2 separate regions of the Homo sapiens genome follow, and region 2 is linked to region 1. Evidence: chromatin contacts called from ENCODE Hi-C or POLR2A ChIA-PET data. All regions are on one chromosome and are shown on one strand. The core of a region is the stretch at or near the end of the contact, and the rest is flanking DNA. Distances in the headings are between cores, read along the strand shown. Region 1 overlaps LOC124902142 (a long non-coding RNA gene). Region 2 has its middle 17 kb from the start of AQP3.

Region 1 (3,110 bases), core at 234-2,733:
TGCCCCTAACACCTTGCAGTTTCTGGTCCCAACGTCAGGCTCAGATGAGCCCTGACCAGTCGCAGAGCAATCCTTTCCATTCTCTTGGCAGGTATCAGGTGAGAGCCCCCAACGTGCCAGGCACCATTCCAGCATTGAGGACACAGGCGTAAGGAAGATAAAAGTCCTTGTCCTCATGGAGCTAGCGTTCTATGTAAAATATATGGCATGTTATAGATGCTATGGAGAAAAAGCAGGCACAGTGTCTAGAAAGTGTGGGGAGGTGTGAAGAGAAGATGGCCTCACTGAGAAGGTGACTTTGAGTAAAGACCTGAAGGAGTGAGGGAGTGAGCCATGTGGACACTTGGGGAAAGAACATGCCAGGCTGAAGGAACAGCCAGTTCCCTGAGGGGGAGCTGGAGGGGCCATGGTGCTGGAATGGAAAGAGGAAAGGGGAGATGTCAGAGAAGTAAAGGGGATGGTGGGTGGACTGAGGCCAGGCCTTGGGGAGAGATGAAAACAAGGGTTGGGGCAGAGGTGAGGGAAGTCTCTGGAGGAGAAAGGCAGGTCCTTCTTCAGGAAGGAAGGAAGGAAAGAAGGAGAGAGGGAGGAAGGAAGGGAGGGAGGGAGGCATTAGGATAAGGTGGGGTGGGCATCATAGCACCTTGTGGGTCCCTGCTCTTGGTTTTGCTGTCACGCACACACGTGCATGCACGCACACACATGCACGCACATGCATGCATATGCATGGTTCCTCCTGTAGATGGATCTGTGCAGCTGTGGGACCCAGGCTGGGACATGAGCCATGGGAGCACTGGACCCTCTCCCATTCTCCCAGTCCCAGCATGGACTGGTTGTGTGACCTGGATAGGACCCCTCCACTCTCTGGGCCTCAGTTTCCCCATACAGAAGGCTTGGATCTTTTGGTATCTGGGGAGCCCCCCAGCTCTTCTTACAGCACTTTGAAGCCTCACGTCATGGCCCCACTCCCAGGCCAGGCCCATCCAGGGCTCTGCAGATGAATGTATGGTCCTCAGCCTGGTAGTCCCAGCTTTGAGAGGAGCCCCTTACCCTTGCCTGGCCTGCTCTCCCATTCAGCTCCAGGGATTCCAAGGGATACTGGCAGCACCCTGGTCTGGCTAGTCTTAGGTTTCCTCCCTCAGATGGGGTCCTGCCGCCTAGGAAGAGGTGGGAGCAGCCACCTCAGGCCTGGCCTGGTGCTGGCACCCTCAGTGTGAAGAGGCCGGAGTCACTCCGAACAGCACAGCTGCTCCACACCCACCTCTGTGCTGATCTTACAGTAGGAACAGTGAAACTCAGGGTGACCCCGGCCCTCCTGTACATGGCAGGGGCTCATACTCTGGCACTTAGCACAGACAACGAAGCCAGCCCGCCCGGATCCAAATACCGGCCCTGCCACTCACTAGCCGTATGACCTTAGGTAAGATAATAGCTCCCACTTCACAGCGCCACTGGGAGGATGACACGGGCGATGCCTGGCACATGGGAGTGTGTGTGCTGCTGTCACTAAGCACCCTCTAAAGGGAGCTGCATGTCGTCATGCACATCTGACACACAGGGAAACTGAGGCTGGGGAGATTGGCTCAGTAAGGGGCAGAGAGCAGGAATTACAGCCCTTGTCAATGTGCCCGTGAAGCCTGTGCTTTCACCCAGAAACCAAGGAGGTGACCTTGGCTAGTTTTTGTTTGGTTTTTATTTTATTTTTTTATTTTTTGAGACGGAGTCTTGCTCTGTTGCCCAGACTGGAGTGCAGTGGCGCGATCTCGGCTCACTGAAACCTCTGCCTTCCGGGTTCAAGTGAATCTTCTGCCTCAGCCTCCTGAGTAGCTAGGACTACAGGCATGCGTTACCACGCCCGGTTAATTTTTGTATTTTTAGTAGAGACGGGGTTTCGCCATGTTGGCCAGGCTGATCTTCAACTCCTGATCTCAGGTGATCCACCTGCCTCCGCCTCCCAAAGTGCTGGGATTACAGGCCTGAGCTACCACACCCAGCCTTGTTTGGTTTTTAAACTGTGTATTAAGTATATTTTGTAAACATGAGTATATATAACATATAGGTATAGTTAAAATAACAAACACACAAAACAAAACTACAGATAAAAAAAAAAGGCCGGGCGCGGTGGCTCACGCCTGTAATCCCAGCACTTTGGGAGGCCGAGGCGGGCGGATCACGAGGTCAGGAGATCGAGACCATCCTGGCTAACACGGTGAAACCCCATCTCTACTAAAAATACAAAAAATTAGCCGGGCGAGGTGGCGGGCGCCTGTAGTCCCAGCTACTCGGGAGGCTGAGGCAGGAGAATGGCGTGAACCCCAGGGGGCGGAGCCTGCAGTGAGCCGAGATTGCGCCACTGCACTCCAGCCTGGGCGACAGCGAGACTCCGTCTCAAAAAAAAAAAAAAAAAAAACACTCAAGTGTGCACCCTGAACTTTGGGCAAGTGATTTAACTTCTGTGGGCCTCAGTTTTCATACCTCAAAAATGGGATAATGGGGCTGAGAGGAACTGAGATGCTTCAAGTTTAATTCTTGACACTGGCATTCCCTTGTGACAGAGCAAGGCTGGGTGGAGTTTACCAGAGCTCATGGTCTCTCCTTGTCTCTGCGGTCAGGAGCCAAGGTGGGGGTTCTGGAGAGGATGCTCTGGGCCTAGTGGGAGGGCCTGGTGAGTCGAGGGTGGAGGCTCCGAGGCTGGGTCAGGGGCTGAGGGAGAAGACATACAAAGCTCACACAGATGAGGCCCCAAATTTTGGGTTGATCCTTTGAGTCCTCCAGGGACCCAACCAAACCCTCACTGGCCAATGAGGAGAAGTCCTTAGATGGGGGTTGCAACAGGCCCCTGGAAGAGCCCCGTCAGGGCTAGCAAAACTGTGTTCTTGCCCTCCCCAACCCTCGCCATTCCCCAAGCCCTGCCTTGGCCTCTGGTCCTGTGCCAGGGGATATGAGATGATAAACTTCTAAGGGAAAGGGAGACTCAGTTTTTGGGCGGAGGAAGGCCAGTTGAAGGTGCCCTCCTGGGCCCATCCAACCCTTTCGCCCTGCAGAAGTCTCTGATGTGGGAAGGGGATGCCTCATTTTAGAGGCCCTCCAGAGCCCCGCTGGAAGGACTC
Region 2 (3,110 bases), core at 182-2,681, 51 kb before region 1:
TTATTTTTATTTTTTATAGGCAGGGTTCCATCTGTTCTGCAGGCTGGAGTGCAGTGGTGTGATCCCAGCTCACTGCAACCTCAACCTCCTGGGGTCAAGTGATCCTCCCACCTCAGCCCCCAGAGTAGCTGGGACTATAGGTGTGTACCACCACACTGAGCTAATTTATTATTTTTTTCTACTTTTTGTAGATATGGTGTCCCCCTATGTTACTCACACGGGTCTCTAACTCTTGAAGTGAGCCTTCTGCCTTGGCCTCCCAAAATGCTGGGATTATAGTCATGAACCACCTCGCCTGACCACGCACTTTTTTTTTTTTTTGAGATGGAGTTTCGCTCTTGTTGCCCATGCTGGAGTGTAATAGTGTGATCTCGGTTCACTGCAACCTCCGCCTCCCGGGTTCAAGTGATTCTCCTGCCTCAGCCTCCTGAGTAGCTGGGATTATAGGTGTGTGCCACCACGCCCAGCTAATTTTTGTATTATTAGTAGAGATGGGGTTTCACCATATTGACCAGGCTGGTCTCGAAATCCTGACTTCAGGTGATCCTCCAACCTTGGCCTCCCAAAGTGCTGGGATTACAGGTGTGAGCTTCCAGGCCCGACCTCCCAAGCACCTATTTTTCAATGCCAGGTTGGCCATGGTAAGCACCAGAAATACTATGATGACTAATATCTTATATAATATTGTGATAAGATATACCACAATATTAGGTAAAAAGCATCTGGATGCCAGTAAGAGGAAATTTGACTCAATGTGGCTTGGGCAACGGTGGTAAATGGCTCACATAACTGAACAATTTAGAGGAAAACTTCACTTGAGGCTTGATCCAGCATACATGTCCTTTCTGTCTCTTCTGTCTTCCTTCCATGCTGTCAGCCTCATCCTAAGGCTAGATTCTCTGTGGTTTCAAGAGAGCTGGCAGTGGCTCTCGGGCCACATGCTTCCTTGTTAATGTTCAGCAGGGAAGATGGAACATCTTTGTCACTAGCTGTTCCAGTAAACACCCTAAGGTACACTCTGATTATATCAGCTTGGTCATGGGCCCATCCCTCATGTTTCCCACCTCTGGTCCCAAGAGAGATGTCAACTTCCTCTGAAAAAAATGGATTCCCAAATAGAAACTGAGGACTGTTCCTGCCTTCATGGAATCTAAAGGCTAATTAGTGGAGGATACTGCAAATACAAGCAACCAGAGGCAATTTGGACAGCATTAAATCAAGCGCGGAGCCCTTTTAAGGCCCACATCACCTTCCCATGCCCCTCCACCTTTATACTGAGTCCTGAAGGATGAGAAGGAATTAGCCTGTGGGCTGATCCAGGGAGAGGTAACAGCTTGTCTAAAAGCCTGAAGGCAGGAGATGAGGGTGACCTGCAAGAGCTGGACAGAGTTCAGTGTTGCTGGAGCTGAGAATGCCAGATGAGACTAGAAGGGTGTGTGGGGCCAAGTTAGGCAGGATCCAGGCCAGGGAGGTTCTGGGGAACCACAGCCTCCTACCGTTCTTGCTTAGTCATCCCTATAAGCTCATCCATCACCAACCTAGGGTGTCAGGAAGGAGTCAACTTGGGACCAGTTGCCACCTTGGATAGAGACCAATGCACACAGTGCAGGGAGGGGCCTGGGTGTCAGGACCTCCAAGTTATTCTGAGACCCAGAGTAATTCCCACTACCACTCTTTACCTCAGTTTCTCCCTCAGTACCACAGGGATGTGGCATGAGATGATTTGAGTCTCAATTTCCTTTCCCAGGCCTAGCATTCTTGGATTATTTTCTAGGGTCCTAACAGCCTTAAATTCAGATGAGAGAGGGCAGGGGGACATTGCATCAGAGGGCAGGGTGTGAGAAAAGGGACAGAGACACAGCTGAAGCAGAGAGATCCTGAAAGCCACACATGAAGCCAGAAGGCAGCAGCAATGGGAGGGGACTTGGCTGTGAGGACCTGGAATGCCAAGTTTAAGAATTAGAGGATGCAAATGAGAGGGGTGGGAAAATGTGTCCAAAATGGTACTTAAGAAAGGTGGATTTAAACAGCAGAAATACACAAAAAACAAACAAACAAAAAACAAAAAAACAAACAGAGGCTGGGTGCTGTAGCTCATGCATCTGTAATCCCAGCACTTTGGGAGGCCGAGGCGGGTGGATCATCTGAGAATAGGAGTTCAAGACCAGCCTGGTCAACAAGGCGAAACTCTGTTCTACGAAAAATACAAAAATTAGCCGAGTGTGGTGGCGGGCACCTGTAGTCCCAGCTACTCGGGAGGCTGAGGCAGGAGAATCGCTTGAACCTTGGAGGCAGAGGTTGCAGTGAGCCAAGATTGCGCTACTGCACTCCAGCCTGGGCAATACAGCGAGACTCTGTCTCAAAAACAACGAACAAACAAACAAACAAACAAACAAAGGTGGGTCAAGATAGTTGCCGGGGGCAGGATTGGGGGAGGTGGGAAGGCTGCTGAGAGATAGTAAGAATTCTGTCCTGAGTGGATCCTGTCAAAGGGGGAAAGGCTGAGGTCCTGACATTTTTGTCACCATCTTGGCCTGGACCCCTGGGTCCCTGAAACATACCGTGGTAACTCAGATGTGTATCTTGCTCTTTTTCTCTGAATTCCACTTGAAAAAGAAGAAAAGGAATCTCTGGCTGGGTGTGATGGCTCATGTCTGTAATCCCAATACTTTGGGAGGCCAAGGTGGGTGAATCACTTGAGCCCAGGAGTTTGAGACCAGCTTGGGAAACATGGTGAAACCTTATCTCTACAAAAAATTAAAAAAAAATTTATATGGGCATGGTGGTGCGTGCCTGTAGTCCCAGCTACTCAGGAGGTTAGGGTGGGAAGATTGCTTGATCCCAGTAGGTCAAGGCTGCAGTGAGCTGTGATTGTGCAACTGCACTCCAGCCTGGGCAACAGAGCGAGACTTTGTCTCAAAAAAAAAAAAAAAAAAAAAAAAGGAAATTGTTTATACATGCTATAACACAGATGAACCTTGGAAACAGTATGCTAAGTGAAAGAAGCCAGTCACAAAAGTCTACATGTTGTATAAAATGTCAGAACAGGCAAATCTATAGTGACAGAAAGTATGTTAGTGGTTGCCAGGGGCTGGGGCAGATGAGGACTG

What was found. Hi-C counts contacts between places; a loop is a spot of excess contacts on that map. ChIA-PET counts read pairs that join two places held with the same protein, here RNA polymerase II (POLR2A). Pooled maps may share reads with other maps.
Region 2: a loop to region 1 is called in a map of HAP-1, with 3 times the contacts of the local background. The contact joins two enhancer-like sites. A Hi-C loop is called at or near these places in 11 of 168 maps with a recorded cell type or tissue (CD4-positive, alpha-beta memory T cell, CD8-positive, alpha-beta T cell, Caco-2 and 8 more), 3 of 37 single-sample maps with no recorded cell type and 17 of 50 pooled maps. POLR2A ChIA-PET finds 5 or more read pairs at or near these places in 8 of 52 experiments (Caco-2, H1, HEK293 and 3 more).

What each region holds. Positions count from the first base shown.
Region 1 is chr9:33,378,149-33,381,258 of GRCh38, reverse strand. The region is part of intron 1 of LOC124902142 (a long non-coding RNA gene); the gene reads right to left. Among named protein-coding and RNA genes, the nearest start is that of AQP7, 23 kb to the left of the region's middle. RefSeq lists enhancers at 1-54, 55-655. Within about 2 kb of position 1,483, at least 2 of the 41 ENCODE cell types and tissues checked have a DNase peak (open chromatin) inside an H3K27ac peak, as active enhancers do.
Region 2 is chr9:33,429,472-33,432,581 of GRCh38, reverse strand. No RefSeq gene overlaps it. Among named protein-coding and RNA genes, the nearest start is that of AQP3, 17 kb to the left of the region's middle. Within about 2 kb of position 1,431, at least 3 of the 41 ENCODE cell types and tissues checked have a DNase peak (open chromatin) inside an H3K27ac peak, as active enhancers do.